2 separate regions of the Mus musculus genome follow, and region 2 is linked to region 1. The links are chromatin loops, found by intact Hi-C in ENCODE. Cell type or tissue: heart. All regions are shown on one strand. Links, peaks and the distances in the headings refer to the core of each region. The heading gives the core; the rest is flanking DNA.

Region 1 (14,874 bases), core at 2,856-10,855:
CAGATTAGTTTCCTCATTCTGTGGAAGTGTCCTCAAAACACAAAGAAGCGGCTAAAGAGACAGCCTGGTGACAGAGATGGTCAGTCAGGCTAATTAAGAATAATTGCAAACACCTCTCTCTCTCTGTGGTGGCCATGCCAGGGTGAAACAGATCCAGGGCTGATTTCCACAGGAACCTGAAGAGAAGGGCAGGGGTCGGGGAGGTAGCTGAGCATCTTCGACTCTTCTTGCACATCTATCTCCTGATACACAGAAGTAGCATCAGTGACATTAGGGTTGAACTGAGAGGGCTGGCAGCACCTTTGGACAAACGACTTTGTCTATCCAAGACTTGGGTTCTTCATCTGCATACATATGATTACCATGTCCCTAACCTATACAGCTTGATGAGTTCCTAAGATGACATCCCAGAGCCTGTCACATTGTAAGCTCCTGAAGAGTGCTGCATACATTGTTTCAGCCTTACCCTCTGTGGCTTTGGACAGGTTGATGTAGTTATTTTTCTCTGTCCAGGGCTTTGGACTTCCCACCGAGGTATAATAGCCACAGGGGTTGGAGACTCACTTGTAATCAGCCCAGAGTGGATGCCCAATACTGGGTATGCAACCAGATAAGCACAGCCTCTGACTTCAGAGACCTGCTGTAGCAGGGAGTTCCAGTCCAGCCCTCATACTCCATGATCCAGAAGATGGGGACTGTGGTAGGTTAAAACTTAAGTACCTACAGTCCCTGCCCCTGGTGTGCAGTCCCATATTCTCCCACCCTCTTGGGTGTGGACAGGACCTATAATATTGCGTGATTTTGATTTCCTGATTGGAGCTCTTATGAGTCAAAGGGCAATGGATCTTGCTGATGTTACTGAGTCTGTTTCCCAGTGAGTTGCCTTTAGGTGTGGGAACAGGGAACTTTGAAAGATCTTAAGCCCATCAGATGAGCCCTTTGAGAGAGATATCAAGGGCTGAGAGGCAGCATAATGCTGAGGGTTACAGTGGCAAGATTGGGCTCTCAGCAGCACCTCTAAAAGCTAAGGCCCAAGTTCTACAACCACAATCGACTTAATTTAGCCAACCCCCTTGGGATAAGACCCTGTGCCTCCATGGAAACCCTGGGCTAGGTCTCCTTTTGGTTGATTCCTTATAACATTCCAAGCAGAACCAATCCCTGAATCCATGGAACTGTGACGCATACCGGGTATATTACCTTAAGCCATTAAGTTTTCAGTAACATTTTGAGTGACACTAGAACATCAAAACCATACATACTCGGTCTTGAGTATTTGCAAAGCCTTACGCCAGACCCTTCCCACCAGCTCAGGGTCTAGAGCCCAAGGACCCTATGAATTTTTTGCAGATAGTTCTCCCCATCAGTCACAGCAAAACCATTATTTTATCAGCGGCCAACATGTTCCCAAAGTTGATCATCAAATAACATTCTATTTGCTCTACTTTTAATATAATTATCAACATCATTTGTATGACATCGACTCAGGTCTCAGCCTGTAATAGGCCCTCCATTATTCTGAACTGCTTTTTTTGGGAATGGCTGTATTCATGCCTCACACAGGCTGCCTCCTCCCACACGAATTATCTGCAATTTCTATACCCCTGTGCCTGCAGAGGCTCTTTATTAGAGCCAGGAATGGTGTGGGGCTGGGGCAAACTGTCATTTTTAGCGCAGTTAAGACAGACTTCAGGAAAGTGCAGGGGCAGTAAGTGGGAACTGGCTTTGACTGTGGTATCTGCAAGGAGGGGGCAGACGTGATGTACGAATTTATTGTGACAGGAGCTAGAGCTAGCCAGGGGTAGCAGACCCACTCCTAGCTGAGGGTAGGTATGTGCAAAGTGGCCTTGAATTCATGTGTCCGATTTGTGATATAGGCTGGAGTGGTACTTTCTGCAACTGAAGAGGCTGTGCACAAATACCAGGTGTGAAGAAGACAGAGCAAGGGATGTAGGGATATGAAAAGAATCCTATGGGGCAGGGGCGGGAGCAGGAGAGAGAGAGGGGGAGGGAGGGAGGGAGGGAGAGAGAGAGAGAGAGAGAGAGAGAGAGAGAGAGAGAGAGAGAGAGAGAGAGAGAGAGAGGAGATGGTGTGAGACAAGAACTATTTCATTCTCCATCAACTATGGGTTCTAAGAACGTCTGGCTCCCATGAGTAACCAGTTGAGTCCCTGGGGAAGGCACTACAGAAGGTGAATGGGAAATGTCACTCATTCTCTGACAAGCATTGCCTGAGAGTGATGAAGCCCTGCCTCTGCAGACAGGCCCTGCGGTCTGCTTTCGATCCCTCAGGAGGGAAGATCTCTATCCCAGAGGAGAAGATGTATATTCTGAGCATGAATCTGCGTGTGGTACCACCCACTGGCTCACACCTCTGGGGGTGCATGCTGCATGGAAAGGCGCACTGAGTATGCATATTTGCCTCTGCACTCCTCCGGGCTGGACAGACGATTTGCACATCTATGTACCTAGGTCGGAGAGATGTAGGTCTGCACACAGGTCTCTTGCTTTTCCTCCGGGATCCAAGGAATTATTTATCTCATCCAGTCTACCCTGACGCCCATACGTTCCAACTTCCCAGATGCGTAAGTTTTTATCTACGAGTTAGGGAGGCACAGGGCTGGTTCTGATCGGAGACCTGCTCTGCTGGTAGCTATAATGCCTTGTAACTGGAGCATCATTTCTGGTCCTGAGCCTTATGAGTGACAGCCCTAACTCTTGCCCCTGTCACCCCCCCCCCCCTGCTTCTCATTCCAAGTAGTCTTTGCCTCACTCATCTCTATCCAGGGCTGGGCTGTGGAATGGGTAGGGGCCAGAGAACTTAAGCCTGGTCTTTGAGGAATGCCCAGTCCCTCTGAAGATGCTTCTCTCCTTCTCAACTCCAGGTAGCTTCCAGGGCACCTCAGGGCATTTCAAGTACACCAAGGCCACCATCTGCACAGCATGGTTCTAGACAGAGAACTAACATGCGTTTCCTTTTATCTCAGGGTGTCCCTAGGTCTGGGGATCAGACCCACCAGGTCCCTGCTCTGACTGTGTGAGCAGACCACTTTGGGAGGCTTGCACGCAAGGCATGGGGAGGGCTTCTCACAGTGTTCCAGAGCACTCCAGCTGTATGTTAAAATACCCTAGGGAGCTTTCAAAAAACACTCCTACCCGAGCCTCTCCACAGACCAATTATCTAATTATCTGTGGTGGTGAGGCCTGGGCAGGGGTGTTTTTTCAAAGCTTGTGAAGAGATTCTGTTGAGAATAGTTAAGAAGGGTCCTTTCTCTGAGCAGACTTGGTTCTACAGAGTGGGAGCCTGCCAGGGATGCCAGGTCTTTACCCCGAGACACCTGTGTTCTGGAAGGTACCGCTTATGTCTGAGTGGCGCCAGGGCTGGGCTTGTGTCACGGAAGGAATGGCTGTGCAGGAGAGATGAATGCTGGGTAGGGTGACCTGGCATTCATCTCCCTCAGTCCCTCATCTCAGGAAATTGAATTAAAACCCATATTTTTCAGCTGCTGCCTGCCCAGCTGGCTGGCTTGTGGAGAGGGATGAGGTAGTGAGCACCTCAGGGTAGGAACCATGAGTTTCCTCATTCTCCAATTCTGGGAGGGAAGGCACCTCAAGAGGGCTCTGGGAACCTTTCGTTCCTACCCCAATGCTTTCCAGAGCCAGGCAGCGAGGGTGGGGACGGTAAGCTGCGAAGCATGGAGAGTCAAGGTTAGAATTTGAAGTTGGCTTTTTGGGTGAGTGACCATAGAGATAATGGGAAATCTTGGCTCTGTTCTTGGTTTGGGGCACCAGAATTGGTGTAGTTCTTATTCATAGGAACACATTTGTTAGGAGAGCCAGAGACAAATCCCCGAGTCAGGCACATGACAAAGAAGCCCATGCTGGGCCTACAGAATGATGGAGGGCATAACTCACAACACATTCATCTGCTGGGGTCTGGTAAGTCATCTTTGTGCTCCTGTGAGGTGAATCAACTAGGAAAAAGCATCGCTCTTGGATGACTTCAGGCATACCTGGCTCTTAGGTTGGGTACAAGTAGTAAGTCTGACTGTCCTCTACCTGGAGTCTGCCAGGGACTCACCTTCAGGCCATAGGCTGTGAAGCAAAGGGAAGACATGTGGGTTTACATGAATGTCTCATTTCTTTCTGCACAGCTGGTTGCCTGGATAGAGGAAGACACCCACCATGACTGTCTTTCTCATATTCCATGATGTGCACCTGCTAACACACAACAGAAAGCAGGGCTCTGGTTCCCAGACACAGACATGAAGAACCAGCAGTATGTAATGAGCCAGGAACTGGATGCACAAACTCAAAGCGTCAGGATTCCCGTAGTGGAGTGATCTGATCTACTGTGGGTAAGTGATTGCATCTCCCCCTCCCTGGCAGCCCCTAGTGCCAATGTCCCATGTTTCATGTTCCACTTCCTATGTGGAGGCTATCAACAGCCCTGCCTCCCCTTGAATGTCTCGCAGTTTGCAGAGTACTTTCACAGGTGACATCTCATTTGATCCGTCCTACATCAAGGCTGGAGGCCAAGTAGAGAAGCTGACCTCCAGTTTGGGAAAACAGACCAGAGAGAGATGCAGTGCGTTCTAGAGCTGCTCCTGATTGACTGCTGACTTCTGCCCAGCGTCTAGCTGTACTCTCCCTAGAGGGGGTCCTGACCACTCTTAAGAGAGAAGACATATTCTCCACTGCTCTTCCTTTGGAACATGGCCTGAAAGAACACAAGCGAGTGCCAGCTGTCTACGAGGTGACCAGTGCTTCCTGGACTAAGTGGGGAATCATAAACTTGCTGTCTGTATATAGGACACTCCATACATCTTTCTGGAGCATCAGGTTGCTTCCTATTCTTAGCCTTTCTGTTTTCATTGTGAAGTCGGATGTAAAATGATCATGTAGGTCTTACCAGTTAGGGTTCTGTGTGGCTCCCATTCATGGGTCTTCTCCATCTCCTTGTCCTTTTGTTTTCAGCTAGACTGACCTTGCTAACAAAAGGCTCAAGTTCTTTCTCCTTCCCTCTTCTTCCTTGAAGGTTCTTCAGAAGGACACACATCAAGGGTGGCTCAGAACTTGCCTGAACAGGCAATGACAGAAGCCAGTTGAGACTAAGTGATGGGGATACAAAGAACTCAGGATGCTGTGACTGGACACAGTTATGCCAAACTGGAGGTGGCAGGATATTGGCACTGTGACCTTATTTGACTGAGTTCTGCTCATTAAGCTCCTGCTTATCAAATTGTACCAGAAGAAGGGTGAGTACACCATATCACCAACAACAATAGTAATTTGTTTAGCATCAGTGAATATATGAGCCTAGTACAAGTTTGCTACTGGCACACAGACTGTTCCTACACAATGTTGTTCTTCTCATGAGCCCAGAAATAGAAACGATGTGGTGCAGGTGAAGAAGTGGAGGCTCAGAAACATCAGGCCGCACACCCAAACTCCCAGAGCTGGCAGGGCAGTCTCATTTATTTTTAACAGACTTCCCGTAAGCACCTCTACTCCTTTTCTGGCTATAGAGGTGTTCTCTGGGGTGTCACATTCGAGGACATCTAGATAGGCACCTGCAATTCATCCCTTCTAGACCCCTGACTGTGAGCAGAGGAGGGCCCAAAGAGGGCCAGGGACTTGCTCAGGTGGCAGGTTGCCAGAGGAGGCTTGGAACACAGAGAAGAGAGGGAGAGGGCTTTCTCTAGTGGATGTTTTGCTGTTGGACAGAAAGGTGGTGAGCCCTGAGGAAGGCACAACTCAGCCCGGAAGCTCTGCGACAGAACTGGGAAAGGGGGGCTGTTACCTCCGCCTCCGCGCCCTGGGTCCCTGCTGCAGCTCTGGCTTGTGTCAGCGCGGTGGTCCTCATCCAGCTCCCCATCTCTGCCCCCGGCCTAACCCCGCCCCCCGGGCTCTCATTGGCCTGCACCCCACCCCCCGCCTGCGAGGTCTGCCGGGGAGGCGGTGGTCTATCGCCTCCCTCGGCCCCGGGCCTGGCTGCGCAGCAGAGGCGGCGCCTCTCCCGCAGGACAGAGCCGGTCGAGTGGCACAGGGTGGGCTAAAGGAGACGAGGGACGCCTCGCTCCGATTCCCGACTGCGACTGGCTGCGACTTTGGAGCAGCGCGGTCCCTTGTGCAGTACGCACACACCGCGGCGCAGGGACACACAGACTTGGCTGCTCGCGGCCACACGCACCGAGAGACCAGGCTCGGCGCGCGCTCCGCGGCGCACACGCTCCAGCCAGTGCGGCTCTGGGCGCGGATTCGCGGGTTGCGCGTCCTCCTGCACCTTCAGCCCCTGCGCCCAGCAGTCCCGACCAGCCCCGAGGCCATCAGGTAAGGACCACTCCTGGCCTGTCCTTCTGCTCCGCACTCGCCCAGCGCCAGACCCTTTTCCAGCGGGGCCCTTGGACCCCTCCTTCAGCCCAGAGGTCTCCAGGAGCCGCGTGCTCTGCCAAACCCAAAGCCAGCGAGGGCCAACGCGGGGCACAGAGTCGGAGCCCATCCTCTCCCGCCGCCGCGGGCTGCCTACGCTTCTCTCTGCTCCATCCAAGTGTCGGACCGTGGCTTGGAGCACATTATTGTAGACCATTCAGTGAGTATCGGCCTAGCTGTCTCAGCCTTTTCTGGTGCCAGAAAGAGGCATTCAGGGGCACGAATGACACTACGGCCAGAGATCCCCCAGAGCTCGATCTCCCTGTCTCCAGGTCGGACCAAAGCGCCTACGTGGATTTGGAAAGAAATGCTGGAGGGTCTCTTGGGAACTCGGTTCTACAGTCTGCAGGGCGTTTGAGGGATGAGCTGCGGAGATAAGATAGGGATCAATTTAGTTTGTGCCCCCAATAGAGATAAGCTTTAGCATTGTTTTTAAAAGGATAGCCCTACGGCTATAGGACTATCCTAAGGATAGTCTTTCCCCGGGGCTCGGGGAGAGGTTGACCAAGAGACGCTTGGGGGTTGGTGGTCTAACAAGGAAACGCCCTGCAGGGCCTGTGGGGGAAAATCGCTGTGGGAGTGGGGTTGCTGTAGTGGGCCCCTCCGAGACCCCTGATGTTTGTTTTAAAGGCCCAGGCTCTGCAGTAGCTAGCTGACTACTGGGAGCAGGATCATATTGTCAGCAAGAGCAAGGGACCAGGCACCAGTTCGTGGAACTAGATCTTCAGGAGCAAACACGCAGGAAGGGGATGGCGATGGCATTTCCCTCGCTGCTAGGGAGTGGAGCTTCAGTTCTAGGAACCCAGAGCCTTCTGGACCACCTTGGCATGAGAGGGGGTCTGGCTAATTCCTCAGTCCATTTCAGGGCTGCTGTGACTACTTTTCTTTACTTCAGGCTGTATGTCCCATAATTCCCTCATGGCCTAAAGAGAGAGAAATAGGCATCTGTTTGGATTTTTTTTTCCCTGTGGCAGCTCAGGTGCATTCCTGTGAGGGTATGTAGGAATTTAGAGCCCATACAGAGGACGTGGAAGGCAGTCTGCCCCCAGACTGCAGTTGGACTGAGGCAGACCATTCGGAAGGTCAAGCTGCAGGCTGGAGGGTGGCTGTGGGTTTGGGACAAGGGTTACTTGTACTGTGATGAGGCCTTTTGGAGCCCAGGGATAGCAGGTAGCTCTTTGCTCAGAAGGCCTTGAGATGCATCTGATATGGTGGCAGGTAAGGCTGGAGGAGCCCCCATTCCCAAGTGCAGGCCTAGGACTCCTGCTCCTCATTGACCTTGGAAAGAACAGGCAAAGGCCCCAGTCTGGACACAAGCCAAACTCTGAACACACAAATTAAAGACAGGACATGCTGGAGCCGGCCTTGAGCCAGATCTTCTGACCAATCCATCAACAAGTGTGTGTGGTGTGACCAGGAGTCAGATGTGGTCCCTCCTACTTTCTGCCATCAGTAGTGGTTCATGGGTGGTGGTGCATCTGTGCTGAGATCCCCAAGGGTCTGTCTGTCTGTCTGTCTCTGTGTATCGAGGAAACATGTCTGTGGTGAGCCTGGAGGAGGACCTTTTCCTGTACTCCCAAGACTGAGCCAGGCTAAAGCTCGCATTCACATCCTGTTTTGTGTGTGTGTGTGTGTGTGTGTGTGTGTGTGTGTGTGTGTGTGTGTGTGTGTGTGTGTTTCAGGCTCGTGGGGGGCTGATTGGGGAAGCACTTTGGAGCTCTTGTTTTCTCACATGGTCACCTCTCTGTCATGCTCCTACTTCTGGACACTCCTTTCTTCCATTTGTATTGAATGGTGACATGGACTCAGTGGATATTTATAGATCAGCACCCAGGTGGGAGTCTAGAAAGGACAGTAGCTAGGGCCACAAGGCGGTTTTCTCACTGAGGAGGTGGTCTGGCAGGGATGCGTTCTGTTCATCGTTCAGGATTGTTGACCAAATGGCAGAACCCAGGGTGCCCAGTGCAGAGGTTTGCCTAGGATCAGGAGTGTCATGCTCACCTGAGAGTCACTGGCTTTGGAGCTGACCCTGAGGTGACTGAAGGGCCTGAGGATATGTGTGAGGAGAGCTGTGATGCCCCAGGCAGGAGAGGTGGGGGCTTTTTTACCCCCAGAAGGCAGAGAGGCCTCAGAAGCTTCCAGCCACCTCTGACTAAAAGGAGCTGGGCTTGTACGTCTGAATGGATTGGCCCTCACGCTCCAGCTGCCTGGGAACATGGAGGCAGGAAAACCCTTCGCTGTGATGTGTTTGTACTGAGCTCTGGATGCCGTCAGAAGCACACAATAATACCCACCCCCACACTGACACACAGAGGAGTGACACACAGCTGGGAAGGCATGTACGCGTCCCTTGATACCTGCCTGGGCGCCGGGATGAGAGAGGGAAGTAGGCAGCAACAGAAAGACATTCTCACGAAAGGTCTGGGAACATTTGGTCACAAAGCCAGCCTTAATGAAGGTTCAGGTGTGTGTGTGTGTGTGTGTGTGTGTGTGTGTGTGTGTGTGTGTATACACTGTGTTGCAGGAGCCTAGAACATGGGATGTGACTCCCCCCTCACCCTCCCGTGAATCTAGTTAGTATTTTAGACTCTGTGGGCATTGCACTTGACTATAATGACTTTGTCCTGCACAGAGGATATATGAACAGAAACTAAACTTGACTATGTTTTAACAAACATTGCAGACACCCAATATTTTGATTTCATGCAATTCATTATTCAGGCAATTCCTTTTTTAAAAAAAATTCCTGGCTACTTAAAAAATGCATTGATTAGAATCTGTACTTGACTTTCTGGCTGTTCAAAAATTAGGAACAAAGTGAATCTGAGCAGCCAGGAAGATTTGCTAGCCCCTGGGATGGAAGGTTAGAGGTGAGAGGGTCTAAAAGGTTGAAGAGAAAGGATGTCTGATCTGAGGGCTCAAGATGCCTGAGCACAAGCTGTTCCACTTGGTCTCCAAGAGGCATCTGTCTGTCAGTCCTGGGGGAAGTCTCCACTGTACTCAGGGGATGCCCCCACCCTTGCAGTGTAGCTGGAGCCAGCACACCTTAAATACCTCTGATGTTGTCTTAGCATGCTAATTCGTTCTTGAACCCCTTCTCCTGTTCCTCTTAAGAGGGAGAAGGCAACCCTAAATCTCACCTTGGGTCTCACAGTAAACTTGGCAAGACCTCAACAGCCTTGTTCAGGGCTGGGGGCCAGAGGGTAGAGCGAGTAAGTGCACTGGTGGGCTTCCAGGAGGTGGTGTTCCAAGGCTGGGGTGGTCTCTCTCCTCCCTGCTCTCCTTGAATTCTGAGTAGTACCTGGCTTCCTCAACCTTCTCTCTGGCAGATGGGCATGTAGCGTACTGGCTGAGAGTACTGGCAGCCACTATGCACCTTGGAATCTCCTCACTGAGAACCTATGGCTCGCAAGCTCACCCTCCCCTCTGCTTCTCTCTTGCCCTGCTGTCCTCCTGGGACCTTTCTTTCCTGACACATCTTCCAGGGATACTTCGTTGTCATGTTGTCTCAGACCTCAGAATTCTGCCCACTTTCCATCAACCTAGTCCTTATCCCAAATGGCTCTCCGGTGGCTCCGCTCAGTGGCCATGAAAATCTCTTCCCTTGGTGGGGGTGTAGCAATAGTTTCTCATTCAGTGCCATCCCCCTTTCCTGGCATAGCCCTTCAGTGTCCCTAGCTGTTAGACTGGCTCCAGACTCCCCTACCTCCTCCCTGCCTCCTGCTGTTTTGCTCTAGAGGTGGCTCTAGTGGAGGGCATGTGTGGAATCCAAGTCTGTATGGAGAAGGGAGGGATGGACCCCTGATGTGCTCTGTCCTCTTTAGGTGCTCCTTAGGGCGAAGGAATTCAGGGTGCAGGAAGGATGCAGAGAGACACCAGACTTCCACTGATTGTCTGGAGCAGCTGAGGGAGGAGTTGTGAGTGGCCTGCAGCAGAAGCCATGCCCCCGCTGAGAGTAGAAGGTGGCCTCTGCTGGGTTTGGTGCAGTGAGGGTGCTGAAGGGTCTGCAGATCCCCCCTTCTTCTGACTAGGAATGTCTCGAGGTCTGTGAGTCACCAGTTCTTCAGTGCTGACTGGTGATGCAGCCCTGGCTCTCAGTCCCTGCTCAGCTCAGCTTCAGGACTGCTAGGGCCCAGGGAGGGCAGACTTTCTCTGGGTGGAGGGGTGGGCATGTTCTGGGGGTCTCCAACACTCCCCGCAGTCCAGTCCACATCCCATTCCTGCTTGGCACATCTCTAGGCTCGCTATCCCATGTAACCTTGGGGAACACCCTTCCTACTGGGATGCTTTCTGTGTCTTAGTTTCACAGTGATGAAGCAGCTTTTCAAGTTGATCTCAGGCAGGATGGAAATGTTCTGTTCATAGCTGCTCTTCCTGAAGATTGGGCAGGTACAGGTAGGCTTCACATCTCTGCATGTGACAGCCAGGAGCAAAAGATCTTCACACCTCTGATGGTGTGAGAGGTCACATGGGGGTTCAGCAGGCTCCTTTCCAAATGACAGAGCAGCAGAAGTAGAGGGGTTTGGAGCCACATTTTAGTTCTCTGGGATGCTCTCTGTGTGACCTTGGAGAAGTTGCACAGACTTTCTGGGCCTCTGTTGCCTCCCCTATAGAACGAGGAGAGTGCCAGGATCTCCTTCGTGTCAGTCAAGTTACAGGAGTTGATGGGTATTCAACTTGGAGGTGTACACAGCACATACTGACCATTAGGAGATAACGAGCAGCAGGCTGGCTGTGCCCAGTGAATGTGATACAGGGTGGAGGTGATTGTGCAGTGGCACAAGAATCATGAGCACAGAGAGGGAGACACCTCACAGACGCCAGGCTGTGGCACATCCTCGAAGTGCTGCCCATGGATCAGGCATGGCTGTCATTCCCACTTTGCAGACAACATGCAGAGGCTGAGCAGGAAGCTTAAGTACCTGGCCTGGGGTCAAGGCTAAAATCTACAGGGGAAACTTCCCACCTCCGTTCCACTAGGAGCTTGGAGGCAGAGCTTCCCTGTTCTCTGAGCCACCTGCCCGGCACAATTTGAACCCCAGAGAGAGAGAGCAGGGGGCATGCAGGGGAGTCAAGAAAGGGCCTGATGTCCCTCCTTAGGGTGGGGTATTTGACAGATCTGTGGTGGCCTGACTTAGTCCATGACAGGGACACCTGCATCTCTAAGGAGTTGTGAGGCAGAGGTAGCCTGGGAAAAGAGGAGCATCAGTGTCACATCTTGGAAGGCACAGAACACTGTGCCCCACAGAACACTGGAATGCAAGCACCAGGGGCCGCTGGGAAAGGGTAGGGACTGGAGAAAAACACCCGGAAGAGCAGAGAGTGGTGCTCTGTGAGGTCTTCAGAGACAGGAAGAGAAGTCAGGGACTAGATGAGGCAGCAGTGGTATCCAGGACCCTTGCTCAGTGATCGCCCCATCTGAGACATTCACCCGTGTGCATTCATGGCTCCTGTGTCAGCACCATGGATATCTCCCTGGGTTATGATCTGTCTAGGAGACTGTACCATAGAACTGAGGGTTCCTGTACATATCCATGGAGGCATGCATGATATGTCTGAGCTCATATCCTCACAGGAACATTTACTGTACATGGTTCGGGGTTTCCGTGAAGGGACATATGAGGAGAGGGGAGGGAAGTTGCCATCGCAGATGATCATATTGATGCTTTCAAGTGGAAGCCCTGGGATAAAGGTGCTTTAGTGTTTGTGGATCTGACATGTTTTTATGCTCCTTTGCTTAAAAATGAGGTGCATGGAGAGAGAGAGAGAGAGAGAGAGAGAGAGAGAGAGAGAGAGAGAGAGAGAGAGAGAGAGAGAGAGAGACTCCCTACCATCATGTTCCCGCCACCAGAGGGAACCTTAGAGCTTCAGCTCTGTGTCCCTGTGTAAGTCCCAAGGTTCTCACACAGGTTAAAACAGACCCACTGTAATCCACATGGCATCAGCTGAAGGGCCAGCCTGGCAGGGGTCCCAGGCTGCACTAGGCTGAGAGGGTCTGGGATGCAGAGGAAGTAGAAGGTATGCCTGGTCCTGAAGGGCTTCCCTGGGGGCCACAGCTCTGTTTTGGAGTCTTTAGATTACTCAAGGTGAACCCTGAGTTCAGAGGACATCCCATTCTTACTGGTTTTTCTGACCTGAACTAGCTGGGAAAGATGGCCTCTAACTGAGGCCTGCTGAGGTCCCCAGAACTCGATCGTCTCCCATCCTAACCAAGCCTGAGGTCATTTCTGCAGACAGGGTCGGGATCTCAGACTGGTACAGGCAATTGAATACTTTTGAGGAACCACCAGTGTTGCACCCATGGTGCCTGTACCCACTAGGAGTGGATGGGGCCTTGGGGGAGGTGCAGGCCCTTAAGCCTGTGTGCCTGACCCCTTTTCATCCCCCGGCTTCTCCCAATCTACTGAACCCTACGTGCTCCCTTCCCTGGGTACCTATCAGCTATCGGAGATCTCCTTACCATCTCCGAGTGAGTGAGCTGGAGAGGGGCACTCTTCTCTCTTTTTCTTCTTGTCACTGGTTTTCTTCCTTATTTTGGATGTCTGTTTATTACCCAATTGAGCCAAAAAAAATGTTGAAAGAGGGTGTTAAGGCCAGGCACTTAAGGCACAGAGGCATGGGAGGTAAAAGCTGGACCCATACGGTGCATGGGATATAGGGGCAGGCTTGTTTCACATCCTCGAGGCGTCCATAGTGAAGAGCTTTTTGTGTTAGCTGTGCTCTGAATAGGGCTACTTAATAATCCTTCCCACAGCAATGGAGTAATGACCACCATCGCTCTGAAGGGATGACAGCACTCTGCTTAGCAGGGGCAGTGTGTTGCTGCTGCAACGAGTAGCCTCATGTACGTTGCTCTCTGTCCAAGGGCAAACCTTTCCCAGTGCAGAGCTCCTGAGTGGCCAGGCATTTGTGTCAATGGTCAATTTTAGAAGCAGAGCAGGCTCAGGTGGAGTGTGAGCTCGGTCCCCACCATTTCTCTGGTCCCTCCTGGGGTCCTGGTCCTCATACACCTGTCCTTGAGGTCCAACAGCACTGTGATGTGACCACACCCTTTAGAAGTCAAAGTGTTGTGAGACGGGGTAAAAGGAGAACGTGATTGTCCCAAGTCTGCACTGAGAGCAAAGAGGCCCTTTCAGAGTGAACAGATGGTATAGAAGCTTGCTTCTCCATACCAGAGCTGTGTGGAGTTAGCTAGGTCACACAGGCTAGAGAGGCGTCTCGCTGTCCCAGTCCGCTCAGGGATGCTGGCTTCTATCCCGTTGTCATCCTCTAACCCCCGGGACATTATTCAGTCTGCCATGGAAGAGGTGGACCCTGTACTTAAGTGAAGCAGCGGACAAGACATGTGCCTGGAACAAGGGAGCCTGCGAAATGTCACTGCTAGGTGGGCATGCATATGCCAGCCAAAACTCTGCTTCTGTGTGGCGGCAGAGAATGCTGAGACGTGGAGACAGCTGGTCTATGCAGAGGAATTAGCTGCTCTGGAGTGCTCTAGTAGCCCGGTGGCTGAGCTGGCATGTACCCACCACATTCAGTGCCCTACTGTGGGCGCAGGGCATATGGTGCTCAACTCGTGTTGGTGGGATGGAAGAGTAAAGGGGTGCAGGCCCCAAGGGTTAACCAGGGCTGGAATCCTGGCCTGGGAACCCCCTGCAGGTGACACGGTGTGCTGTCTTTCCTTCCCTTCAGCGCTGCATGCACAGTGGAGGGTGGTGACTGACTCCCCAAGGCTGGGAGCAACAGCCAGAGACAGTGGCTGGGAAGCACCATGGCCAGAACCCTGCAGCTCTCCCTGACTGCTCTCCTCCTGCTGCCTATGGTAAGGGCCCGGCGTCTGCCTCTACGACTGTACCGAGCCTCCCTCCACCTGGAGGACCAGTGACTTCTGAGTACTCTCAGCCAAGCCGACCCAAAGCTGGCATTTCTGCCAACAACCCTCCCTCACCCCGGTCCCTTTCCGCACACACCACAGAGTTGTTACAGAACTTGCAAATCTGTTAAGATGGTGACGTGTGCTATGGCACCTAGAGTTGCATGGTATCTGGCTAGCTCAGCCGTGCTCAGGGTCCCTGGTTAGGACCACATGATGGTCTTCTGGTCCTCATGCCACGAGGCCCTCTGACACCTAAATTCAGAATCCTGTCCTCTGTTCGTATCTCTCTTGAGCAAGGGTGAAGATCGGGAGTGAGAGGAAGAGGGTTCCATTTAGCTCCATTTGGGCCAGGGCGAGGCTGACCTCAGAGCCTGAGGTCACCCTCCTACTCCTCTTCCTTGCATGTCAGGACATGCACATCTCACTTGCAGTGAGCAGGTGGGATTGGATCTGTCTTTGTACATGGTCCTTGGCAGCTCAGATTCCTTGCCAAGAGAATCATTCCTGACTTAGGGTTTGATGGACATGAACTTGAACATCATCTATCATGATAGCAGGGTATGGCTGTG
Region 2 (14,874 bases), core at 2,584-10,583, 54 kb before region 1:
GGTTAGTGTTAACATTAGTGGTTAGTTAGTGGTGAATAGTCAGTGTTAGCAGTTAGAGTGTCTAGAGTTATGTTAGTGTTGAGTGTTAGGAGTTAATAGGGTGTTAGTTGCTAGTTAATAGCTGGTGGCAGTAAATGCTACTTAGTGGCTAGGTAGCACTTACTTTGAAGCTTATGATGTCAGTTGTGGTGGAATCACTGGCTTTAGGAATTATGTAGCTGCTCCTAGGGGTTTTATTGTGGTTACTTCTTGGTCCCTTCTGATTTTGTTATGAGCCTTAAATCCCTACTATAATGCACACTATGACAGGTCTCTGTAGACTTAGAATATGTCTGTACATGCAAGTCCATGGCTAAGCTCTTGACTTGCAAACTCTTTCTATGAGTCTTGGCTTTTTCTCTGTGGCAGGAGAGGCTGAGTAGAAGGTGATGTCTAAGGGTTTTCATGAGGGGCACTAAACGGTCTAGGGTATAGTTCAGCAGTGGAACCTGTGTCCGGGAAGGGCACTAAGTCAGAGGAGAAAAAGCAATGCTCGTTCTGGCCACCAGGTGGCATATGAACTGTGTCAAGAGTGGGATCTCCTTGAAGGAGGTCCTGATCTAGACAGGAAAGAGGCCTCCCAGGATCAGGCCTGGGGCTTAGCAAGTCTAAAAGGCTGGGGGAAGAAGAGGCTTCTGGGCTGGGAAAGGAGGGAACTGGAAGAAGGGGAGGGCTGTCTGAGAGACCACCCTCGCTGGGTTAGATATGTATAAGGAGACAGAGAGGGAGAAAGGAAGGAAGAGAGGGAGGGAGGAAGAAGGAGAGGGGGAGGGAGAGAGAGAGAGCACCTATCAACTGGGAGCAATAGAAGAATTAGTGTTCCCATGGGGGTCTCTGTGCAAGAGTCAGGCTGTAGGGAGTTTCCTGGGCGTGTCCTCTTTTGGGAGAAGTCTTCTTCCATTTTCCAACCCACATGCTTCTCTCAGCACCTCTCTTCAGGTCCTGAGAGGAGTTTTGCATGGAGGTAGGAAGAAAAGAAGGGAAGGAAGGAAGGAAGAAAAGGAGGGAGGAAGGAAAGGACTTTCCTTGATGCTTCCGTTTGCTCCTAGGAATTTGGAAAGAGCCTCGTGCTAGGACCTGAGGTTGGATGTGAATGACTAGGCAGAGAGGGCATGGGTGAGGGCTAGAGAGGGACGCTTGGACCAGGCACTTGGCTGACTGTGTATCTGCATGGGGATCCCTCCTGGCTCTGCTACTCAGGCATGTAGACTGTGGATGATTTCATTGCTGGGAGCCAGGCTGTGAGAAGGCATGTGGGGGATTTACATTCCCCTGGGACTCTCTTGGGTTTGTTCTTAAATTATTCACGTGAAGCTCCCTGTTCCTTCATTAGGTGCAGAGAATTTAGGGATGTCTGTTTCACTTTCCACTCTGCAGGAACATGATTCTGTCAAGTTCCATGGATGGGGAAAGTTTGGGTCCTGCCCCTGCTGTTTTATACCAGCAGGGCTGAGACAGCAAGTCCTGCACTGCGGCCTGGATCCTCCTCAGGTAGCAAGTGCCTTCCAAGCAGGCTGACCAATCAACCGCTAATGTGACAGATGATCAGTACAAGGAGACAAATGGCCACTGTATCGACTGTACTAGCCCCAAGTATACAAATGGGAAGTAAAATGTAGACAGAACAAGGCTCAGAAATACCAGACCTAGTGTGGAGATTTGTATTGAAGGCTTCCTATAGGATGCATAGCTAAGCTAAGTTAGACCATGAATTTGAGTTGGCTAGGTGAAGAAGCAGTATGTGCAAAGGCCCTGTTGCAGGGAGGAGCTTGGCACTGAGGGGACTAGAAAGAGGTACAGTGAATGAGTTTCAGTGACAGAAGGGGAAGTTGACCAAGACTGCAGTGGGGTAGGCCAGGCTACACCCAGATCTCAAAGTGCCAGGAGAGCCGCAAGAAGCTATCAAAAGTGTCTATCAACAATACAAAAATGTATAACAAACCTTACACATTTAAAATAGGCTCCCCCCACCCCTGTTCATGTATTTAGACTGAAATTTAGGCAAAGGGCTCTACTGAAAGCCCCGGGGTCTAAACTGGAGCCTCTAACTAGGAAGTTTAAAGCATGGTAGTTTAAAGCACAAGGCCAGACTCAATAGTGTCTAAGTTCGGGTTTTATTGCTGTGAAGAGACACCATAACCAGGACAACTCTTATAAGGAACAGCATTTAATTGGGACTGGCTTACAGGTTCAGAGGTTCAGTCCAATATTATCCTGGCAGGAAGCATGGCAGCATCCAGGCAGGCACGCGCTGGAGGAACTGAAAGTTCTATATCTTGTTCTAAAGGCAAACAGGAGGAGACTACTTACTGTCTTCCAGGCAGCTAGGAGGAGGTCTCAAAGCCCACCCCTATTGTAACAGACTTTCTCCAACAAGGCCACGCCTCCTTACAACAAGACCACACCTCCCAATAGTGCTATTTCTTGGGTCAATCATATCCAAACCTCCACAAAAGCTGTAAACAGTGGCAGTTAACTTGTGAAGTAGCGTTTCTCAGAGGTTTCCTGGGATGTGTGTGGAGATGGAAGGGAGAGAGTTTCAGATGAGAGTGGCAGTCAGTCTGAACAGATCTACAGGGACAGAGAGCCATGAAATGCCCAGTGAGGTGGACATGAGGTATCTTGGGGCTGCAGGGAGAAGTGGGGTTGAAAGAGATCTGGTTTGGAGTTGGAGATCATGGCTGTTGGAATATGACTGGGTTTCAGCAACAAGAGCACAGGCCAAGCCACCTCACGAGGAACAACACCAGCTTGACTTCCTTTAGGGTCTGACTGGGAAGTCGGAGTCTCCGAGGAGGCTGAGAAGGAACAGCCAGAGAGGTGGGAGGGAGAGCAGATGAACGTGGAATTATGGGGCCAAACAAAGAGTGTGGTAAGGAGTTTCTGGCGAAGGGTCTGAGCACTGCTGAGCAGCCTTTCAAGAGGAGGCTGGAGGCGCATCCAGGATTTGGCAGCACCGCGCACAGCAAGAGCAGATTTGGCAGGGGATTGGCAGACGTGGGTAGCCAGACGGAAGGGTACTGAGAAGTGAATGGGCCGTGGGAAAGTGGGGGCAGTGTGTTCAGCAGCTCTTGACTGAAGTGTGCCTGGGACAGGAGGGGACACTGTAGGTAACAGGAGGCAATTCTGGGTCCAAGTGGATCCAAGCAGGTGTGACTGTACTTGGCTCTGAGAGAATAGGGCACATGTGTCATTCAGGTGGAGATAGATCACTGGTGGAGGAGGGTGTGGTGCAATCAAATGAAGGTTGCAGGGGACTGAGGAGGACTAAGAATCCAAGTGGGAGCACGGCTGGGAAGAGGGTATTTGCCTAAAGGGAGTAGCAGAAACTCATGGGGCTTGGCATGAGAATTGGTAGAGAGAAGTGGGCTACTGGCTCCGAATTCACCATGATGGCTAGGTTCATGGTTGGCTGGAGTTTGGGTGATAGGAGCATATAGAGATGGGAAAGTATAGTAACTGGAGGGTAAAAAATAGGAGAGGAGGGCACATGGGTGACTGATGACCAGTCAGTATTAATAATCTGGGAACCTCAACTAGAGAAGGCAGGGTTAGCCTTTCTCGGAGACAAGACATAAGAGACTTGGCTCTATTTGCAAGAGAGCATATGCAGTGGGCATGGAGCTGAGGGGAAGGATGCAGACTGAATGGGACGTGGACCTGGGAGGTTTAGTGTCAGGGTGGAGTAGCAAGCTGAGGAGGAACCCTGGGAGGAGAGGAGGCTCTGTGCATGCAGCTGGGTCCTGGGGTCCTGATAAAGCAAAAGAAGAGACTGCGGGGAGTTGGGGGCATTGTGGAGACAAGGAGAGAGAAGACTAGTAGGGTACTGACCATTTGTCTGGGCATTTCTGTCAGCCAAGGTGAAGGTTGGGGCTTGAGGGACTAGGAGAACTTGGGCCAGAGTCTCCTGAACTCTGGGGCACCTTCAGAGGTCCAGGAATCTCAAGAGGTGGGACTCAACATGGGAGGGATAGCAAAGAGAGAGATAGGGCCAGGATGGAGAGGACCCGGGAGAGCTGCAATTGCTATAGGAAGCCTGTGTCTTGAAGCTTGTGTCTAGAAGCCTGTGATGCCTTTAGCCTGTGGCTTCAGGGGCTCCCAGAGGCCCCACGCCTGGAGCCCTTATGTGGTGTTGGAACATAACAAGAAGCAGCAGGGTTGGATTTATTTTTTCAGTCAGCTCTGATTGGCTCACTCATGTGTATGAACCTCTTCCTGTGGACAGTGCTCTTTCTGGCTGGCTCGCAAGCTTACGCTCATCTCAGCTCTCCATTCTTCCCTCTAGGAGGCTCCAGTTCCCAGATTCAGGGCAATGAAACCAGAATAGCACACACAGCAGCTGTGCTGCCTCAATAATACAAACATCTGGGTCCTGGGGCTGCCAGAGTGGCTGGAGCCTTTCTGCATGCAGACAGCCAACATCTTCCTAGTTAGAATTTCCCCCTGCCCCTACTTTCTCTTTCTTGTCCTCTCTTCCCCTCGAGGTCATTCTAACCCAGGTAGTGTGTTGTTACATGATACGTGATGAGAATGTGTGGCGCTCTCCCTGCCTCTCAGTGAGGAGAAGCAGGTGGGTAGCATACGTGTTCACAGATTCTTTTGGGGCTCTGGCTTCCCTGCAGCAAGTAGGTGGGTCCGCGAGCCTCCCTCCCTCAGAGGCATTGCATAAGCAGCCGCAGCCCTGAGTACATTCCCATGGTTACCGGGCTGGGAAAGGCTGGCCGAGATGGCATCGCCATGGCACCGGCATGGTCCACAGCTCTGCTGGGCGTGGCTCTGGTATGTGTAGCTCTGGTCTCTTGCTGGACAGATGGCCTTCACAGAGGGCCCTCCCAGACATCCAGTGGCCTTGGATATCATGATGTGAGGTAAGCAGACAGGAGCAGTCTGGGTGGAATTTGAGGGCTTCTCATGTCCTCACAGAAGGCCTTCAGTGGCTCAGCCAGCAGCCTTGCTGTGCGGTAGCTCTGAAACCAGTTTTTCCTCATCAAGGGCTCAGCACAGACCAGATGGGCCAAGCCACAGCTCTGCCCATTGCCTACACCCCCTTGGAAGCCCCTTACTCAAGCCCATAGGAATGAGGAATATGGAGCCTGGGCTCCATAGCCATCTGTGTTTGGCCACCCTCAGGCAGGCTGTGCCCAGGGATGCTACAGTCAGGGATAAGATCTTCAGACCTAGGCCTGTCTGGGGGACACAGGAGAAGAAGGGCATGTGAAATGGGTGGTCGAGCTGTCAATGCAGCTGTGGGGATGGCTTGAAAGGAGAAAGTCGGAAAAAGGGGCTGGCAAGAAGGCAGAGGCAAAATTCTGTGTGTCTCTCCATGATCATGTCTGCATATGAAGGCTCAAAGCTAGTCTCTGTGGTGCTAGAGCACAGGAAACTCCATGTAGAAGGTAGTTGGATGGGGAGCAAAGATGCCGTGTGGGGCCCGGGGAAAGCTCAGTAGGCATTCCTCCTATAGGGACACCACCAAGTAGTTCCCTGAAGCTCAAGCTTGCGTCTGTGATTGTCCTATAAGATGTCCCACAAAGGGTCACCCAGTTCTTCCAGCCAACCAATAAGGATCATCCAAATCATTCTAACCAGGGTGATGTCCTAACCCATCCTCTTGTCACAGTTTTCCGTGTGTAAGTCACATCATGCTGCATCAGACTCCATGCAGACCCTAAACTGAGACTCTCTTGTCCTTCACAGCCCATGTAACAAATAGGGACAAAATAAACCTTATCACCTCCCTGACGTGACATTTGTTTTTAAAGTAGGACACCTGGAACAAAAAAGCAGAGTGTCCTCTCATTTGGCTGAGCACTGTGTGTCAAGCCTCTCAAATGGTCCAGAATGTCTGTGAACGTGCAGTAAGTGTCAGCTCTGGAGCTAGCCAGCCAGGAAGTCCTATACAGCAAGGACCAGCTATACATTATCGAAGCATTCCATTTATATGGCCAGTCTTCCCTCTGCTTCACTTACAGCCATATCCACAGATGGAGTGGGTCCTAGTCATGATCCATAGCAGATGTCTGTCTTCAACTGTTTTGTGTTGCTAGGACAAAATGCTTGAAGTTGAGTAATTCGTAAAAACCAGGCATGAGATTAACTCACAGTTCTAGGTGCCCAAGAACATGGGGACATCTCAGATTTGGTGAGGACCTCTAGGTTCCTCAACACGTGGTGGATGCATCACACTGGGAGCACATGCGGAAGGGTGTGTGTTTGAAGACTTCACAGGGCAAGGCAGAAAGGGGAGTCTGAACACCAGGAACAGCTTTGTAGCACCCCATTCTCTTAAGAATTAGCTCATTCCCCAATATCAGTATTAGTTCTTTCCATGAGTAGTTCTGACTTAATTACATGCCACATGGCTCTACTTTCTAATACCTCCTCAACTCTAACACTGCCACCCCGGGATCTTCCAGCACATGTTCTTCCTGGGACACTGTCGAGCCATGGAAGCACCGGCATGAACACACAGAGTGCTTATGAGGAAGGGGATAAGGCGTTGCTTTCTAGTGCTAGCCTGGAAAGCCTAGGGGAGAGAGAAGAGAAAGATTCTGGCAGGAAGGGGAGGGTCCCTGAGAAAAGCCCTTGTCCCACAGTGCCCCGTTATGTCTGCTGTCCCTGTCCTTGTTGTCAGACTCATCATTTGCTCTGGGGGTGGGAGAGGGGATGCTATACATGTGCACGGCACAGAGAGTTCTCGCTGGTAAGATGAACATGGTGCAGGCTATGTACACACAACTTGGCTGAGGACGCCCGGGTCCTGGTCCTGAATAAGCTGAATGTTCATTTGAGTGTGTACATATATGTGAGTGTGCATGCATCAGTGTGCAAGTGTGAGTGTGCAAATGCTTGCTAGTGCACACACATGCTCTCTCGTATGTGTCCCTGAGGGTGAGGCACGTGTGTGAACATGTGCCTGGCCCTGCTCTGATGAGGCCTGCTGGCTTGCTAGCAGCTGGAGTGCTTGCTATACTGACAGGGCCTGTAATCACGGGAAATTACCCAGCCCAGAACTAAAATTAAGGCTGAGGCTGCTACCACAAGACCTGCTTACAGAACAGGCTCCCGGAAGAAGGTGGAGGGGAGAGGGGGGTGCTGGGGGGGAAGTCTCTGCTGGGAGTTGGGACTTCAGGGGTGGACCAAGCTTGGCTGAGAGGCATGGAAGGGAGAAAGCCCAGCTCTTATTGAACACACAGTGCTGGTGCCAGGGGCCACGTTGGCTGCTCGCAGGCTGCCTTTTATTTATGTCTCCTCTCACAGCTTGGCTCCCCGCTCTACTACCTAGATGGTAGGAAATGGTCTTCTTTGCTCCCAAGAGCAGACACTGAGCCTGAGGCTGAGATGTAAGGCTGGTCACTGCAGCTCTCGAAGGGCGGGGTTGCCTGACAGCATGATGGTGCCTGGGTAGGGAGAAGGCAAGCTCTCTGGACCCTGTGTGGTTGATCAGTGAGTCCTCAATGGTTTCTATGGCCTTTAACACTTGGTGGTTGGGTGCAAGGGTACCAGGAAGAAACCCAAAAGCAATCCTCCTGGCTTTATCACTCTCCAAGACCAGAAGCATGACTCTGTGGGAGTTCACTCAGCTCTCCAGGGAGCTCAGTGAGACACACACTAGTCTACTGAGCCCTGCTCCCAGGCTTCACTCCTTTGGACCTTATGGGCTCAGGGCTCTCCGTGTTCACCTAGGGAACGTGGGACAAGGCTTTTCAGACATGACTAGCATTGGTGTCTCTGCAAAGACCTCTCTGTGATCCTGTGAGTGAATCTTCTCCCAAGCCAGTGAGTGTCTTGTTCATGGACAATGGATGGGGTCTGCAAGGGGGTCCAGGGCCGGGTGGATGGTTAGACATAGGTCCACTTTGCTCCTACTCACCTGATCCCAGGAGAACCTAAATCATTAAATGTGGAGGTTACAGAGAGAAAAAGTGCTAGCCCAAGGCCCCATATGGCATTTGCTGGCACCACAATCTTCTGGCCTGCAGCCAAGGAGTGGCTGCATCTGACTGAGCAATGAAAAAACGATCCAAGTGCCAGGCGCTGTTCTAGGATTCAAGTGTGTGCACGCATGCCATTTAAAGAGCTTGCTGAACAGTTACCACCAGCTCCATGTCACAAGTGAGGAAAGAGGCAGCTAGCTCCGTGATTTTGGGCACAGCTGAGTGGAAATGGCATATGACCCTTCTACCAGCAGGCTGGCAGCAAAGTGTACAATCTACTCTGAATATGACTGAATATGTCTAATGTAGAAACTCATTCTGTATAGCCCCTGAAAATGCTCAGCAGGAAGAAAGCTCACTTTTCAGAGGTCCCGAAGTAACACCCTAAGTTGAGGTCTTATGCTGGACATGACTTGGAAAAGACAGTCACAAGGCTACGTGCATGTATTCTCTCAGTGGCAGTGAGCCATGACTAGCTAGGTTTAGTTCCCAGCCATGTGGGTGCTGGGAACTAAACCTGGCTTCCTTGCAAGAGTAGCAAGTGCCGTTAACCACCAAGCTATAGCTAGGGCCCCTTGTTTCACTTTTTAAGCTTCATAAAGTTTGGAAACATTCAGCCCATTTCATAGATGAGAAGTTGAGATTCGGAGAAGTTAATCTGCTTGCTCCTCTTAGCTTCTGGGCTCAGCTCTGGGTCACGAGCTCTATCTGTTCTGTATCTCTGAGCTCTGGATAGCCTGAGCACAAACAGATGTGGGCCTACCCTTTACCTTACCTCATTGGTCATCTCCCTCTTTATCCCGAACTATATATGACTCCTGCCAAGTTCCCTCAGGACACCTTCCTGGAAGCACTAAAAGATTCTATTGGTCTGGATAGAAGCGATAGTTTCCTCTGGTAATCTGGAGGCTTGTGAGAAGTGAGCCAGACTGAGGGGGGTCATGCCCGGTTCCAGTGGGGTCTGTTGAGCAATCCATGGGCCCAGACTCACCCATCCCGAGGACTTCGCTAGTCTCTTCTTTTGCCTTCAATCCACAGCAAGCAGCTGCAGGTGGATAGACACTACATTTCTAGGGGCTGATGTACCATAGGAACCCATACTGCTCAGAGTGGCTCAGACCACAGTATTAACTGCTCCTTAGGCCTGCCTCCTTCTCCCACTGGCCCAAGTCCCTAGCTCAGGGCTCACTTTCAGGGCTAATGGGCTCTGAACTCTTGGGCTCTTCTTCCTCAGGGGGATCCAAGTGAGGGGTGGAGTCACTAAGTAAGCTAGTCAGCTCCCCAGTCCACAGCCTGTCCCTCCTATTGCTTATACCACTCAATCTATATCATTTGCCCAGGTTTCCTGGGGTTCCTTACTTCACTCAGAGCCAAACACTGAGTAACCGGACGGCCTGTGTGCCTTGCATCAGGACCATCTCTTGCTTTTACTTCAATGGCTTCGTTCCAGCACGCTGGTCTATTTACTGTTCCTCATCCAGGCTCCTTGCACCCGCCATGTCCTCAGATGTCTGCATGGGTTACTCCTTCACCTTCGTGGGCTCTTCTGAACAGATGGCTCCTTCCACTCAGAATCGCGCCCCTTCCTCTCTCTGCAGTTTTCTGTGTGTCCCCTCCTGTTGGAATGCAACTTAGCTCCCTTACTTAGCTTTTCATTGTTTCCCTGAATTAGAATATGTGTTCCATGAAGGTGGACGTCTTTATTTAGTGTGTTCAATATCACCTGCGTCGGGACAGGCATTAGAGAGACGAGACTGTACCAGCCAGAGACATGGGCCAGTTCTGTGTGCTCTGGAGGCGAGACTCTGGGTGGGATCTCACCGACTGGCTGTGGCGATGTTTAATTAATTTGCACTATATCTTACACATTATAAATGCCAAATAAATCATTATCATAAGGAAGAAATGGCAATTTGTGATGTGAAAAAAGGAAAGAAAATGCTTAGAAATAAAATCAGATAAAAGTAGGTATAAAGAAGACTGGAACTCTGAATTCTTCCTTATTCCTTGAGCCCAAGATCTCCTGCTCATCTGTTTCTGAGGCTCTTTTTTTTTTTTTTTTTTTTTGCCCCAGGGGCCTTTCCCTGTGTGGAATTCTGCTTTGGTACAGGATCTGGCTCCATACTGCTGGCTGTAAACCTACATGAAGCACCCTGGGCCAGGCTTCGTAAGGAAGACTGCTCACACAGACGTGCCAAGCAGACGGTATCTGCTCAGGGAGGCCAAGGACATAGGCTGCAGTGGTGTGTGCCTGACTAGGATTTCCTTCCTGTGGGCACCACGGAAACAGCTTTGGGTCTTCAGGACTCAGAACTTGTGCCAGTAACAAGGCAGTGAGAGCAGTTTGACGGTGGCCACGCAGGGAATCTGCATCCAGGCAGGGGCTGAGAGCAGATCTCTGGCCTCCCAGCCTGAGATCCTCCAACTGCTTTATATGTGATCTTTGGAACTCCTGCAGGCAGCCTGGGTCCCCCTAGAGAATGTCATGGCCTTGACCCTGTGAAGCCTACAGGGCTCTTTCAGCACCCCTGGGGCCAAGGAACTCCGGGTTGCTGAGTTCTGCAGGGCTGGCTGGAGGCGTGGGAGTCAGGGCAAAGCTAGTTCTCACTGCAGCCCTTACTCGATCTGAACTCCCTTCTCTCTTGCAACCTTTCCAGGATCTGAACTCCCATGCTCCCCCTTGCCCTTTGAGATGGACAGTCCTTTCTGAATGTCTCTGGGGAGACCACTGCTTACCTTCTTGGGATAGACTCTCCCAAGGCCCAAGAGAAACGTGATCATTAGAGCTAGAGGGCTATTTTTTTTTAAGATTTTTTTTTTAATGTAAGTACACTGTAGCTGTCAGACACACCAGAAGAGGGCATCGGATCCCATTATAGATGGTTGTGAGCCACCATGTGGTTGCTGGGAATTGAAGTCAGGACTTCTGAAAGAGTTGTCAGGGCTCTTAGCCACTGAGCCATCTCTGCAGCCCACTAGAGGGCTATTGATACCTTCTTGCCATACTGGAAACTAGGAACTAAGGGCATGAAAGAGAAGGGGCTCAGTTAAGGTCTAGGACAGCCAGGGAACCAGAGGCAAGGCAGGTGTGCCTCAGACTCCAAGTTTGTTTTTTGTTTTTTGTTTTTTGTTTTGTTTTGTTTTTGTTTTTTTTGCTTTATTTGCTTTATTTGGCTGGTGTCCGGGCATCTACCTCACGTGCTTGGTAACAGTATACTCACTGGGTCAGTTTATTAGTATTTAGAACTTCCTGTCTGCCCTTGCTCTCTTGACCCAAGCTCAAGGGTCAAGTCCATAGCCATAGATTCCTTCCTGTTTCCTCAGCTGGTGCCTTGAGGGACCCCCTACTAGCTGGGTCCTGGAGGGGACTCTCCATCTCCACAGCACACAAAAGGTCAGAGACTATGCTTGCTCATCCTTCTCTCTCATGTATTCAGATTTTCCTGTTGAGCCTCTGCTATGCTGTGTGCCAGAAACTGTTCCAGTGACCAAAACACACTGGTGAAAACAAATAATGCTGGACCCCCAAGGATTTCACTGGCCGTGCCTTTGACTCGTTCTCACCCACAGCATAGTCTCAAGCAGCTGAGAGGCCTGGAGCCAAAAGAGCAACCGGTCAAGGCTGCAGCAGGGATCTGAAGCACAAGTTGGGACGAGACTAGGTTAGGACACAGCCATGCTTTTCTCCACCTAGAAATCACAGGGGTTCCCTTTGACCACCTCAGGACTGGAGGCGGGGGAGTCCCTGGGGACATCGCGAACATCTGGTAGCTAGGCCAGGGCAGAGAGCAAGAAGGACAAATAGACCCAGGTATCTTCCTGCTCCTAAGTCCCTGCCTTCAGGTTATGCTGGTCTGGTTGCCCCCACCCCAACCCCCAACTCCCAGCCATTCATTCTGGCACTCCCCCATCTCCCTCTTGGTATGACCCTGCTCCTCCACATTTCAGGGCCCAATTGGGAGATTAGCTCTCCACAGAAACCCAGGCTGAGAGGCAAGGGTCTGAGATAAGAGGTTCAGATGTGGGAGGAGGCTGCAGCTGGGGCGGGATGAAGACTTCTTGCAGGAGAGGAGGTCAGCTTTGGAGAGATCCTGGAGGAGTAGGGTTGAGGTGAGATACCAGAGCAGTGAGCTCATAGTACATGATTGGAAATGAAGTAGCTGTAACCTGAGGACCCAAGGTACCACAGGCTCCTCAGTTCTTCCTCAAATCCCCGCCTTGAGCTGTCAAACCTTACTGCCCAAAATGTGCTCATTTGGACCTAGAACTTTTCACTGTATTTTTGGTGGCGCTGAGTGACGGTGGAACCTGAGAGCTCAGACGTGCTAGGCACATGCTTTAGCTGAGCTATACCTGAAGCCTAACCAGGGCTTTAAAGATGTCATTAAGGTAAAATGATATCCCTGGGGAGGCTCTACGCCAATATGTTGGTGTCGTGATGAGAAGAGGTGATTGAGGCAGAGGCAGAAAAGAAGAAAAGTCATGAAAAAGGAAATACACCCACAAGCCAAGGAAAGAGTGAGGTCAAAGCACAGCCTTCCAAGGCAATGATTTTGGGCTCCTAGCCATGTGGAACTATGAGGAAACAAATTTCTGTTCTAGGAGTATCCTAGCCGGGATTGTTTGTCACAGTGGCCCCAGCTAAGTCATCTAGGAGTCAGGCTATTTGATTATGATTGTGCATGTCTATGGACCACGTGGAGGGCCCATTATCCAAGGACTCTGCTGGGAAAAGACAAATACTAGGGCCAGAAGCCTGGTTTATTATTTCCATGTGTTTTAGTTAAATGGAGCCTCTTGTTTCTATGAGGCACACCCAGAAGAGAAGGTGACATTCTTTATGTGAAAATCAGGCTGGCTTTTGAAGGGAATTGGTGAGTTGTCTTTGCTTTCAATAACGCAAGTGAAAAGCAGATGCAACAATGCCAGTACAAGAAGATGGGTCAGCTATGGCCCAGCCGCTGTCTTCATCATGGGCACTTCAAGGAAGGAGGTGGCTGTTTTACTCCTTCCTGAAGCCATCACAAAGCCTACGAGGACGAGTTCTTAAACACACAGCTCCTGCCTAGGAGGTCACTCATGAGACTTCTGGATGTGGCAGGAGCCAAAGGGAGACATTGGCTGTCCATGGCATAATGATAAGGATAGCTAACCTTCTTATTCTCTAGACACTACAGACTCCATGTTCTAAACAACGTAGTCTTGTCCTCTTTACTGCACCTCAGCACAGTCCAGTGATGCAACGTTGCTTCTCCCCCTGCTTTATCTTATGAGAAAAGTGAGGCGAAGAGATTCCATGACAAAGCCTGCAACCAAAGTTAAGAAGGGTGAGCAATACAGTCATGTGTGATGGGGATGTGAAAAGGGAAGGCGCCCCCCTGGGAAGAGGTTAGGGAACAAACCATCTGGGCCACCCCTCCAAAGTCTTGCCCTCAAGAGGGACTTTAGGACACTCACGAGACTGTCAGAGAAGAGTGACTGGCTCTTGTTTGGGAACAGGGAGCAATCAGGATGAGGAAGACAAGCTGTACGAGACTACTGGCTACAGGGCTGAGTAATGCAACGTCAGATGGATAAAGTGTGAACGATGACACACAGCTACCTCAGGTACTGGGAGAAAGCTTGAAGCGTGCAGATTTGTTAAGCACCCAGTCCCTCCTGAACAGTACAGTGGTAAGTGCTCTGGCTTATCTTGTGTGTGTGTGTGTGTGTGTGTGTGTGTGTGTGTGTGTGTGTGTGTGTGTGTGTATGTATGTATGTATGTATGTATGTATGTATTTACACAGCATCAACCATGCTCATATTTGGCATCTTTTTTTTCCAGATTTTTAAAATATTTTACTTATTCACTTTACATCCTGCTCTCTGCCCCTTCCACAATTCTTTCCCCACCCCCTCCCTTCTCCTCTGAGTGGATGGGGTCCCCCTGGGTATCCCCCCACCCTGGCACACCACATCTTTGTGAGGCTAAGCACATCCTCTCCCACTGAAGCCAGACAAGGTAGCCCAGCTAGAAGAACATACTCCATGTACAGGCAACAGCAGATTTGGTTTCCTATTTTGGTTCCTTTATAGAGTACAGACAGTGGAAAGAACCGTGGCTATAGTTGGCTGTCTTTCCGTGCACAGCGTGACTTGCTGTGTTGCCCATGAAGCAAGGCAAGTACCTTTAGCAACATTACAGTGGTCCCTGTGATGCCCACAAAGAGATTTTAGTATAGTGGTTCCCATGACACCCCTAAAGTCATTAGAGCACAGTGGCCCTATGTGGGTGTTAAGTATTCAGAAAAAAATATTATCTGTTCTGGTCGTGCACAGATTTGTTTTTCTGGTAAGTACAATAATTATTTGCTTGGCACTTATTTTATATTGGGTAATATAAGAATTCCAGAGATGTTTTAAATATACTAAATGTGTGTGAAGCATGAATACCGTGCTGTTTTGTGTTAGGAACTTTACTGTCTCAGAATTTTGGTATCCAACGGATATCTTAGAAGTAAGATCACATGGCTGGTGAGGGAGGAATGACTTCATGACTCTACTCTAGTCTCTCAGATGTGTCTACATCTATTTCTAGTATTTTAGTATGCTTTCCTCCAGAGGTCTGTAGAAGTTATTTTTTGCAGCCAGGGGTGGTGGCACACACTTTTAATCCCAGCACTTGGGAGGCAGAGGCAACAGCAAATTTGATTTCCTATTTTGGTTCCTTTATAGAGTACAGACAGTGGAAAGAACCGTGGCTATAGTTGGCTGTCTTTCTGTGCACAGTGTGACTTGCTGTGTCGCCCATGAAGCGATTTCTGAGTTCGAGGCCAGCCTGGTCTACAGAGTGAGTTCCAGGACAACCAGGGCTACACAGAGAAACCCTGTCTCAAAAAACCAAATATATATATGTATA

Evidence for each region. Hi-C counts contacts between places; a loop is a spot of excess contacts. Peaks named below come from ENCODE experiments on the same cell type or tissue, not always from the same donor. Only the 100,000 strongest peaks of a DNase experiment are listed, where the experiment ranks them.
Region 2: a loop joins it to region 1, with 2.5 times the contacts of the local background. A loop is called at or near these places in 14 of 42 quality-filtered maps.

Annotation. Positions count from the first base shown.
Region 1 is chr6:55,446,036-55,460,909 of GRCm38, forward strand. Adcyap1r1 (adenylate cyclase activating polypeptide 1 receptor 1) reads left to right here and starts at 5,943. Exons shown (of 17, transcript NM_007407.4): 1 at 5,943-6,333; 2 at 14,122-14,251. The coding sequence starts at 14,201. In heart, for the core only: no CTCF peak of the experiment used is centred there; DNase peaks (open chromatin) are centred at 6,026, 7,746 and 8,380; H3K4me3 peaks cover 1,604 bases; H3K27ac peaks cover 343 bases; H3K27me3 peaks cover 7,842 bases.
Region 2 is chr6:55,392,067-55,406,940 of GRCm38, forward strand. It overlaps 6430584L05Rik (RIKEN cDNA 6430584L05 gene), which reads left to right and starts at 4,821. Exons shown (of 4, transcript NR_046179.1): 1 at 4,821-4,907; 2 at 13,476-13,649. In heart, for the core only: a CTCF peak has its summit at 4,320; DNase peaks (open chromatin) are centred at 4,335, 4,765, 6,995, 10,485 and 2 weaker places; H3K27me3 peaks cover 5,983 bases.